Regions from separate parts of the Homo sapiens genome. Here region 1 is linked to region 2. Evidence: read pairs that join two places in POLR2A ChIA-PET (ENCODE). Cell type or tissue: Panc1. All regions are shown on one strand. Each heading gives the region's core, and the rest is flanking DNA. Links, peaks and the distances in the headings are about the cores only.

Region 1 (6,101 bases), core at 710-5,709, 120 kb before region 2:
GCGAACTTGGCTCACTGCAACCTCCATCTCCCAAGTTCAAGCGATTCTCCTGCCTCAGCCTCCTGAGTAGCTGGGACTACAGGCACATGCCACCAAGCCTGGCTAATTTTTGTATTTTTCGTAGAGATGGGGTTTCACTATGTTGGCCAGGTTGGTCTCAAACTCCTACCTCAGGTGATCCACCCACCTCGGCCTCCCAAAGTGCTGAGATTACAGGTGTAAGCCACCGCACCCAGCCCCACTACAGTTCCACTCACTGGGTGTTAATATTTTAGTATCATAATATGCATTAGTAAAAGAAATATTCAAACTGTCACAGTTAAGTATTTCTGGACACCAAGTCCTGTGCTATTTCATTTATTCTAATTAATATAAATTATACTGTATAAAATTTAGACATATTGTCAAAATATTTAGACATATAATAAAAAAGGACAATCTGTATAAAATTTAGAAGAAGGCTTACAGAGTTAACTTACCTGAGCTTACCCTCCTCCCCTTAGTAGTATTTTGATTATCATGTTCAGGTATTAGGCAGAATAAACAAGTGTCTTTTTTATCTGACTCTCCGAAATAAAAAATCACTCCTGGCTGGGCACGGTGGCTCATGCCTGTAATCCCAGCACTTTGTGAGGCCGAGGTTGGTGGATCACAAGGTCAGGAGTTCGAGACCAGCCTGGCCAACATGATGGAACCCTGTCTCTACTAAAAATACAAAAATTAGCCAAGCATGGTGGCGGGCGCCTGTAATCCCAGCTACTTGGGAGGCTGAGGCAGGAGAATCGCTTGAACCCAGGAGGCAGAGGTTGCAGTGAGCTGAGATAGTGCCACTGCACTCCAGCCCGGGCAACAGGGAGAGACTCAGTCTCAAATTGAAAAAAAAATCACTCTTTGGTACACAGAGTATACAGTAAGACCCACTGACTCTCTGTAGTCACTAGAGAACCATTTGGTCCACAACAGCAGAAACGCACTAAACAGTACCCATGATGCTTTAACCCTAAGTACCTATCTCTATCAGGGGATGATTTAGATACCAGTGAAAAATGCTTTTTGTACTTCTTTTCACTTAGTGTTTATTTAAGAAATATGAGAATATGAGAAATCATAGAAACCTCTATACTGGAATATTTGTTAACCACAGAGAGAGACAGCTAGATGTTTTTTATCCTGAGTCCTAATACTTTTTAATAATCACCCAACCTCTTGGCTTACATTATAAAGATTCTCAAGGACCCATATTACATTAACGAGGGATGTATATTTATGGTTACTGGAGGAATATTTTCAACGAGGAGTTCAGGAAGTTCTAAGTATTTGGTTTAGTAATTAAATCCATAAATAACTACTAATATCATTTTAATTAAGAAAATTAACCCTTTGGCTAGGATTCAGTTTAATTACTAAATAATCAAGTTAAGACAAATGGAAATTAACTTATAAACTGCTGGGTAAATTCTTCTAAAAAGGTAGGCATTATGATAATACATGTACATTGAAGAAAGAATTCCAGCATAACTATTACTCACTTTATAGAATTCACATTCACCTGAAGGTTCACAAAATCTGCTGGTATGTCAACATAGCAAGCACCTGGACGACCATAGATACTGCTTCTCACTGCCTACGTTCATTACAAGTAGAAGAAAAGATTTGTAAAATCTCAGTCTTATCATATTCTACTCAAAGATAATTTAAAACTGGAAAATGAACACTTTTCATTTTTCTGGACATCCTTGTGGAGAAAAAAATAATTATGATGAAAATCGAAATGTCCTCTATTGACTACATTTTTAAAGATTTTTTGTTTAAAAGGGAGAGAGATAAGAAAGTATTCATTTAGGGCTTTAAAATTCATGTTCTATTACACTTTAGCTTGGGAAATTATTCACCCGGCTCTGCCTGCCAAGTTTTTGCACTGTAATATGTACTTTCATCTGCTTCCTAATCTTAGTAATCTGGCAGTGTTTTCAGAAACTGTGATGCTGTTACACGTATCAAATGGTTTCTGTAACTCCTGGTTTTGAAACAGCTAAAATGTAATTTCACGTATAAATGCTGATTATAATTTATAATACAGGTTGAGTATCTGTAATCCAAAAATCCAAAATCTTCCAAAATGTGAAACTTAGTGTGTGCCAAGAAGATGATACAGGTGGAAAATTCCATATCTGACCTCATGTGACAGCTCACAGTCAAAATGCAGGTGTCTAAACAGTTTATTCAGCATCCCCAAGGGAAAAATAATCATCAGACTATGTGTATAAGGTACATATGAAAAATAAATGAATTTCATATTTAGACTTGGGTCACATCCCCAAGATGTCTCATTATATATATGCAAATATTCTAAAATCTGAAAAAATCTGCAGTCAGAAACACTTCTGAAAAGCATTTCAGGTAAGGAATAATCAACCTGTATGCTGTATTAATTAACTAACGGAGGGTCTTAGAGGGTTTTGGTTTAATCCCAATTTTCAAAAATAATCTTTTGCAAAAGCACAAGAGAAAAGGTACTCAAGGGTTCATTATAAACCTTTCTCTTTACTTTTGTATAATTAAAAAGGTAATTTTAAAAACTAAAACACAGGAGAAACTTTTTCCAAAAATAACTTATTTTACCTCTCTATAATTAAATGTAATGACAGTGAACACTAAAATGTAAATAGCTTTCTAACAATGCCATTTTTAACTGCCTGGGTATGTTCCTAATTGTCACTCATTCTTTTGAGAATAAAAATAACAGTAAGTATGAGCAACTGAGAAAAATCAGTTGACTTGGAGAGCTTGTTATTAAATACTGTACCTTTTCAATAACAAAAGGAATAGCTTCTATGCTGCTTGGGCGGGCAGAGAACTTGGTATATAATCTACAAGCTTCAACCTACATGGAAAATGAAAATCACTTAAAATTCAGCTCACAATCATGTTACTCTCCTGAAAGAAGACAAAATGTTAAGTCATTAATTTCTTTTATGTTTAGAGGCAAGATGGAGAAAATATATTGCCTAGACTGTCCCTTAAAAGCCTATTCAAAGTACAAAGTTTTGCCTTGGTATGATTCAGGAAGCGTATCATACCAAAGATGCAAAATCTTTTGGCAAAGATGCAAAAGTCTGATAATACCCACCATCTAACACAACACAGGAAAATAGGCACTTCTATAAACTGCTGGTGAGACTATAAATGGGAAAGGAAGTTAAAATCTACAAAAAATTTAAATCAGCATATCTTTGGATCCAGCAATTTCACAGATAAGAATATAAAACTTCATCTGTTAGATTTTGTTATAATAATAATCTATTCTTACATTTCTGCCAGTGTTCCTTTTATATACTTTCTTGCTATGGTGTTTCGAATATATGAATTCAGTAGTGATAATTTTTCACTGTTTAATATATCTTGAGGCATTATATAGAAACTGTTTCTCTTGATGTTTTAGTATGAAATCTATGAAAAGCTGATAGTCCCACAGGCATGACAAAATTAAGATCACCCTCCGATTTTCAGTCTATGTTCATGCCCTTTAGTTTTAAGGACTTCCACAAAAACCAGATACTTGGATTCTTTCTCTTCTGTTTTTAAATTTGATCTAATAAACTATTATTTTCCATTTCAGGAAAATGCCTCAGATCTATATATCTTGAGGCATTATATAGAAACTGTTTCTCTTGATGTTTTAGTATGAAATCTATGAAAAGCTGATAGTCCCACAGGCATGACAAAATTAAGATCACCCTCCGATTTTCAGTCTATGTTCATGCCCTTTAGTTTTAAGGACTTCCACAAAAACCAGATACTTGGATTCTTTCTCTTCTGTTTTTAAATTTGATCTAATAAACTATTATTTTCCATTTCAGGAAAAAAATATGTAGTGGACATTTATCCTGTTTTCTTTTTCACGTATATAGTTTCTGCAGTAACTTTAGATTTCCTTTTAATTAACTTAATCTGCTCTACTTATTTTCCAAACACATAAGCATCTTTTAAATAACTGTTATCGTCTACTATTAACTAAATAAAACTTCGATTCCCTTCTAAGAGTATAAAAATATAACTTTTGCATTAACTTATACTAGAGTTCAGTATTTTAGTTTATCATATATGAAATTTTATTTTTTGAAGTTCTCAGTAATGATTTCTGATTTACAAATAGACTTTGTCTAATGATTTTATTTATGTATTTATTTTTGAGATGGAGTTTCACTCTTGTCACCCAGACTGGAGTACAGTGGTACGATCTCGGCTCACTGTAACCTCTGCCTCCTGGGTTCAAGTGATTCTCCTGCCTCAGCCTCCCAAGTAGCGAGGATTACGGGCACCCACCACCAAGCCCAGCTAATTTTTGTATTTTTAGTAGAGACAGAGTTTCACCATGTTGGCCAGGCTGGTCTCAAACTCCTGACCTCAGGTGATCTACACGCTTGGGGCTCCCAAAGTGCTGTGATTACAGGGGTGAGCCACCATGCCCGGCTGTCTAATGATTTTAACTTTGTCCTGTAAATGCTCAAATATATTTATATCTTAAGTGTCAATCATTCACTTTCAGCTATTTGTTTCCAACAACTGTTTTTTCTAAAGACACGGTATCTTGGATGGGTGTGGTGGCTCACGCCTGTAATCCCAGTACTTTGGGAGGCCAAGGTGGTGGATCACTTGAGGTCAGGAGTTCAAGACCAGCCTGGGCACCATGGCAAAACACTGTCTCTGCAAAAAGTACAAAAATTATCTGGGCATGGTGGCGTGTGCCTATAGTCCCAGCCACTTAGGAGGCTGAGGTGGGAGGATGGCTTAAGCCTAGGAGGTAAAGGCTGCAGTGAGCCAAGACTGCGCCACTGCACTGCAGATTGGGCAACACAGCCATATCCTGTCTCAAAAAAGAAAAAAAAAAGAAAGAAAGAAAGACAGAGATAAGACCTGAATATGTTGTACAGACATATGTTTGGTCTCAAACATTTGGGCTCCAGCAATTCTCCCTCCTCAGCCTAGTAGCTGAGTAGCTAGGAATACAGTTACGAACCACGTGTCCAGCTTTATTCTTAAAACTGTAGCATTTTGTTGACATATTCTTTCAAGTTTCTTTTAATTTTGACATGCTTTCTTTCCTCCTTCTAAAATAAAAATATACTTGTCCAGAGTCTACTGATAATCATTTTGAGTAAGTTTTTTCCTCTTATTTCCCTAAAGTCTGGGAGGCATAGTCCAAAATCATTTTTATTCCTACATCTTCTTGACTCCTTTAAGAGCCTATTTTCAGAGCTTAAAATCCTGTCACAAAGGTGTATTTCTTGAAAGCTTGTTTCTAAGCAGGGCCTAAGCTCACCCTTAATATCCACCCTGAAGTTGTCTTATAGTAGCTCAAGATAATTACCTTTAAGTTACTTCAGGTACTTCTAATTTATTTATTTTATTTTGCAAACAGGAGGCTTTTTTATATCTTCTCTCTACCTCTTAATGGTGTGTATGTATTGTGTTACTAAAATCTTAAGAGTTGCAGGCCAAGTGCGGTGGCTCATGCTTGTAATCCCAGCACTTTGGAAAGCTGAGGCAGGTGGATCGCTTGAGCTCAAGAGTTCAAGACCAGCCTGGGCAACATGGTGAAACCTCGTCTCTACAAAAAACTCAAAAATTAGCCAGGCATGGTGGTGTGAACCTGTAGTCCCAGCTGCTTGGGAGGCTGAGGTGGGAAGATTGCTTGAGGTCAGGAGGTCAAGACTGCAGTGAGCTGAGATGGCACCACTGCACTGCAGCCTCAACAACAAAGCAAGATCCTGTTTCAAAAATTAAAAATAAAAAAAACCAAAATCTTAAAGTTGGATACCTGAGGAAACTCCTGGAAAGCTCCCATTGTTTCTTGGTTTCTTTCAGAGGAACCACCAATCACAAGCAAGGGCCTGAAACAATCATTTTTTTAACAAGATAATTACAAATTAGATCATCATGTAAAACACTAAACACAGTGTCTAATTCACAACAAATAATAAATGTTAAAGGGAGAGAATATTATATTTTTTTCTTAGAAACTGTAGATTAAGGCTGGGTGAGGTGGCTCACCCCTTGTAATCCAGCACTTTGGGAGGCCAAGGTGGGTGGATCACTTG
Region 2 (6,101 bases), core at 572-5,571:
GATAGGACAAGAAGGGACCTTTATCTTTCTTCCACCAGATCAGCTAGTAAGGCTGGTGCTGAGAATAGGTAGTAATAACTATGATTTATCAATAACTATGAAACCAATCTATTTCCCAAAATAGACTTAGGGCAAAGATAATCAACAAAAAATACAAAGAGGAAACACAAATTTGCAACAAAAACATCCATATGGAAGATGCCAGTTTATAGAAATATTGATCCTCCACTCTCACTCCTATGGTACTTACTTGCCATCTGTGTCTGATGTAGCTGCATAGTGCAGGGGTGTGCAGCCTCTTTCATCAAGGTCATTCACACTTGCTCCTGATCCCACAAGAGCAAACAGGCACTGGTAATTGCAGTTGGCAGCAGCGTAGTGCAGTGGAGATCTTTTGGGTCCAAGTTAATACAAGAAAGATAAAAGCCAGAGACATAACTAGTAAACAAAAGCATAGTTGACTCTTACTCCTCCCAGTTACAAATACTTTATTTACAGTGAGACTTAGACTACCATATACTAAGTCTTGCGGAGGACTGGACATAAAGCTAGAAGAAGAAAGCAAGGTGGCAGAGAACCTTTAAGTATATGAAATAAGATGAAAATGCAGTTATTTCATCGCCTCCAGGCAGTAGCAGCAATCCCAGTCCCAGTCCTTTGAGTGACTTTCAAATAACCTTCATATTCTGCTCAGAAATGTGAAAACTTTCATTTTAGGAAAGTTTCCCCTACATTAATAAAAATGTTCCACAGTACAGAGGTAGCAATTTCTATTCATGTCTCAGAAGAAGAACAAAAGGTAAGAGAAAAAAATAGAAGAAACATTAAAAAAAATGTAATTAACCCTGAATTACTTTCAACCCTCTCAACTCAAAGCATTTTTCAGAAGCCCTCTCTGTTATTTGTAGTATAGAATGCCTGAAGTACTAAAAATTAATATAAACTGGATTAAAGTATAATTATAAAAGCAAATTAGCTATAAAAATATTGCATTCCAAAGCCAAAGTGATTTTTTTATTTTTGTGGGTCATTAGTTCTTTCCATTAAGTAGGCTTATGAGAGCAATCTGTTCTTCAAAGTAATTATGGTGTCAAATAGTTTTTATTTTCTTCTATTCATTTCTGATTTCCTACCATGCATAATTCTTTTTACTTCTCTTCTGCACTGGTTCTATCACATGCATTGACATATATTCACACATTTTCTTCTGACATACACCCTTCCTTCTCATACACTTTGCTATGTATAATTCTCAAACTGTTGACACACACAGTTTTGCTTATACTGTCATCTCTTTCAAACCAATTCCAACTGCCTTCAATTCTTTCCTGTATGGTTCTAATGCACTCTGTGTCAATTCCTACTCTAAGTAACTTAACAGTAGTTTTAAATACTGCTACCACAAATACTCAACAATGAGGCCTGCTGAATGACTACAAAGACTGTCATTTCACAGCTGCCTTCCTGTTGTGAAATACTTAGTGGGATGTGTGGATATATGTGTGTGAGAGATTTATATAGAAGAGGAGAAAGAAAAATTACACATATATATTTATAACCTATTTCCTCCCTCTTACTACTGCTCTGGAACAAGATATGGGCAGTAGAATCCCTCACCAAGAAATGACTTGGAGAAAGGAGAACTGTATCATTATTTTCTAGGTATTGTGAGTTTCTTGAAAAAACATAGGTTCTATGGGGCTTTACATTTCCATAGTCATAATTTTTGGAGGGGGGGAAGTGATAGCAAGTATAGAGGCATTTATAAGGCCAAGGCTGTGGTTGGTAGGCTAGGGCTGTGGTAGGGACTCAAGAAGAAAACTGTGGGTGAGAACGAATATTTGGAAGTTACTGACTTCAGCTGGGACTCTCAATGAATCATGATCAGTGTACAAGATGCTAAATTGTTCAGTTAATTTTCAGAAGCCAGTTAGAAGGTCAATCAAGTTATTAAGTAAAAATAGGCTCCATAAAGAAACTGTATCATACCCTACCTCCCAAATTTGTCCTTTTTATTAAAGTCTGCACCAGTATTCAGCAGAAGGTTTAGGCACTCCAAATTCCTATTGAGAGAAAATACAGTTAGAAAACTTAATTGACAGTGATTTTATAATGAAATTGGTAGGTTTAAAGAAGCATGAAAGCATGTTTTTATATGAAGATAAATGTGACAAAAATGATGATTTACATTCTATGAAGAATAAAACATTGAAATTCATCTTATCTAGAATTTAGAAAGTTATATACTTACATATTGGCACACTGAGGAAATAACACACGATTCATGTTGTCATTGTTTAAAAGGAAGATCACATTTGCAAAAGAGATTCTGAGGAGGCTTTAGGAAACAACTTGCTTATAGGTTTTTTTTTTTTTCTTGAAACAGAGCCTCACTCTATAGTTTAGGCTAGAGTCCAGTGATGCAACCATAGCTAACGGCAGCCTCCAACTCCTGGATATAAGCGATCCTCCAAGTCTCAGCCTCCTGAGTAGTTAAGCTTACAGCTGTGAGCCACTGCATGAGTCCTGTCAGCTTTCCCTTATCTTCTCCTATACTATGACTGTTTACATATATGTATCTTTAGTTAATACTGGAGGAAAGGATATAACTTAAGTATTTCTGTAATTTAACTGTATAAACCTCAACATCAAATTACTATGTTACAATGAAAACTGTAACTGTCAAGTGATCAGACACTCAAGTCTGTTGTCCCTCTCTCTGTAGGCAAGTTACGTGGAAGTTAGGTTTTAACTGGAAGGTTCTCTGGCGACCTTGGAAGAACAAGAAAACCAGTCACATGCTCACAATCCATCTCTACAACTTAGACTGTGCTGGTGTACTCTTGGTTCAACGTACTCGTCCTCTGAAATCACTGAAAATTTTTAAGAAATTATCATTGAGAATAACGTTTTTGCAAAATGTCCTTTTGAGAAATCATGAATTAAATGGCTTATCACAGATCTAAATTATCAGAAGCATTAGATAAGAAGCATGTTCCAGAGGCCATGAGTTTTAGCTGAAGTTTGTTGCTCGTATGAACCAACTGCCTAATTTTTCCCTGGTGGTACTATTTAAAACTTAGTCCAAAATCTTCCAATCTCAAACTTTCCTCTTCCTAGTAGAGGTAAGACACAGCACAAAATGAACATTTTTTTCCTGGGGGAAAAAAAAATTAACAAATCTACTTAAAGAGTACTTGTATTATTCAGAATATTCCCAGTATTTTGATGTTCTCATTTGAGAACATACTTTTTAAAGAAATAGTTTTACTTATCCAGAAATTATGTTCTTTTACAGAAGGCAGTATTTCCTTTTGTAGGTTTATTCTCTCTCTCTCTCTCACTCATAACCTACAACTTGGCTGGAATAAGATGAAAAAAAGTATTCTGCCACCCTGGACTTTTTTTTCCCAAACAACTCCTGTTTTGTTTTCTATTTTCTGGCAGCCCAGAATTAATAAAAAAGAACAAAGATAAGAGAAAACCTGCCATGACCAGCTATCTTTTCTTAAAGAAATAAAAATACTATTAACATACCCTCCAGCTGCAGCTGCATGTAGACAAGTCCTGCCAAAATCATCTGGGGTATCTATATCAAATCCTACAAGAATGAATACATCTTATTTATAACAGACATATTATTTTACACTAAAGAATTGTGTCATGAAACATCAAGAATCACATCCTCCCCTCCAATCCCAAACAAAACTATGGGTTCTTAAGTGCTAGAGTGCCTGTTTAAAAGGCAATAGGATACAATGGAGTATTATTTAGCAATAAAAAGAAATAAAGTACTGATACTGTTCCATGAATAACCCTTGAGAACATTATATTAAGTGAAACAAGCCAGTCACAGAAGATCACATGTTGGGTGAGTCCATTTATAGGAACTGTTCAGAACAGGCAAATTTTATAGAGATGAAAAGTAGATTAGTGGTTGCCTAGGGCTGAGGGAAGAAAGAAATGGAGATTAACTGCTAATGGTCTTTCTTTAACAGGGGATGAAGAGGTTTTCTGTATTTTTTTTTTTTGAGACAGAGTCTCGCTCTGTCTCCTAGGCTAGTGTGCAGTGGCACAATCTCGGCTTACTGCAACCTCTGCCTCCTGGGTTCAAGCGATTCTCCTGCCTCAGCCTCCCAAGTAGCTGGGATTACAGGTGCTCACCACCACGCCCAGCTAATTTTTTTTTGTATTTTTTTTTTAGTAGAGATGGGCTTTCACCATGTTGGCCATGCTGGTCTTGAACTCCTGACCTCAAGTGATCTGCCTGTCTCGGCCTCCCAAAGTGCTGGGATTACAGGCATGAGCCACCACGCCAGACCTGAACCCAACACGTTCTAAAAGGGGTTATTAAATTATCCATACTGGACCCATCTGCATTAATTTTTAAAAAGCAGGATAGAGACCATCTAAAAATTTTGAGGGGTTTGAGGAGACATACAAAAGGCTGCAAAGGTTACACTTACCTGAAGAAAGAAGTTTTCTGCAGCAATCTGAAAAGCCGCTTAAGGCTGCCAAATGGAGGGGGAACATTCCATGTATGCCACGCCTAAAGTTAATAGAACAGGACAGTATCTTCATTTTAACACAAGAAAAATACAATCAGTTAAATACATTACAAAGAGACCACTTAAGTGAAAGATAACTAAGAGCCAAAATGTCTAACACTTCGGAGAGTAATTTGGTTAAAGTTTGATGGTGGGCATAACTTATTAGCCAGCTATTTTTCTCCAAAAGTCAGGTTTCTCACCTTCAGCACTACTGTCATTATGGACTTTGCTGGGGAAACGTGAGAAGCCATTCTGTGCATACAGGCTTACAGGCTGTTCAGCAGCATCCCTGGGCTCTACCCAATGGATGTCATTAACATTAACACCTTCCTCCCCAAATTGTGACAACCAAAAATGTATCTGGACATTTGCTTAGGGAGCAAAATTCACTACCCTGTCACCCCACCATTGAAACATTTCCATAATGCAACATGTTCAAGAATATTTATTGTAGTAATTCTGTAATAGTGAAAAACTGTAAGCAACTTGTATTTGCAAATAAGGAGAATGAATATATTGTGAAATCTTTATACAATAATTCTATAAAATAAATGAACTAGAGCAACTTGTACAGATGTGAAAGAAGGCCTAAATTTCTATCTAGATGGCTAAATTAATAAGCTCATGTAATTTTTTTGGAAAAAGTTACAAAACAGATAGGTGCAGTACCATACCATTACAGAAAGTAAAAAAGATTTAAAACTTGTTAATGAACACATGTAAATGTGATACAAAGAATGATAAACATAAATTTAAGTATGGTGTTTCTTGCAGAGCATTAGCAGGAGGACTCATCTTTCAAACAAAATATTACAATGGGAACTTTAATTTATAAAATAAATACAAGCAAACTGTTCTGACCAAAATGGGGGTGGGGGTAAGAACTCCTTCGTAGGATTCCAAGGAATCCCTGAGCTTGGCACAGCACAGCCTGAAAAGTATTATCTACAGATAGTATTTGGATTAAAAAAAAGCATCTGGCACATACAGCTTTCTGGGACTTTTAAGTACTTCTAGGTTAAAAATAAAGAGATCACAAAAATTAACAGCTCTGATCAAAACTGCGTTATTACTCAAAGTGAGAAAGAACTGGGGTAACATACATAAAAATACACTGGCTTACCAAATAAAATTGTATTTAAACATTTTAACCTACCACTTTGTCAATACAAAAGAAAGTTCAAGCAATTAATACAACATTGAGGATAAAATCCACATTTCCACGTGAAATGTCTAGAAAACTGCAGTTCACTTCCCTTTGTGCTTGCCTGTATCAGTTATCAACACCTCGGTAAGTACTTACTTTGCAGTGTCAGCACCACTTGTAATAAGAGTGTTGATCAGCAGCTCATGGCCATACCGTGCTGCTATGTGCAAAGGGGTATTTCCATTCTTATCCTCACAGTCGATTACAGCTCCTGCAATATAGGACTTACTGTCAGACACTGGACCATATAAAGATCAGGTCAAACGTACTACATGAAAAGTAATAAAAAATGCTGTTCACATACAAACTAATAGATACAGCAATTTTAACTAGATTTCATTCAT

The links. ChIA-PET counts read pairs that join two places held together with the same protein. Peaks named below come from ENCODE experiments on the same cell type or tissue, not always from the same donor. Only the 100,000 strongest peaks of a DNase experiment are listed, where the experiment ranks them.
Region 1: POLR2A ChIA-PET joins it to region 2 with 6 read pairs; 2 of 35 experiments call an interaction of 5 or more read pairs at or near these places.

The regions. Positions count from the first base shown.
Region 1 is chr3:15,583,719-15,589,819 of GRCh38, forward strand. It overlaps HACL1 (2-hydroxyacyl-CoA lyase 1), which reads right to left. Exons shown (of 17, transcript NM_012260.4): 5 at 5,822-5,894; 6 at 2,807-2,884; 7 at 1,530-1,624. Among named protein-coding and RNA genes, the nearest start is that of HACL1, 15 kb to the right of the region's middle. In Panc1, for the core only: no CTCF peak of the experiment used is centred there; no DNase peak of the experiment used is centred there.
Region 2 is chr3:15,707,674-15,713,774 of GRCh38, forward strand. ANKRD28 (ankyrin repeat domain 28) reads right to left here. Exons shown (of 28, transcript NM_001349278.2): 10 at 5,854-5,968; 11 at 4,467-4,549; 12 at 3,538-3,601; 13 at 1,995-2,063; 14 at 251-391. It also overlaps a transcript of BTD not described here. Among named protein-coding and RNA genes, the nearest start is that of MIR3134, 13 kb to the left of the region's middle. In Panc1, for the core only: no CTCF peak of the experiment used is centred there; no DNase peak of the experiment used is centred there; H3K27ac peaks cover 1,623 bases.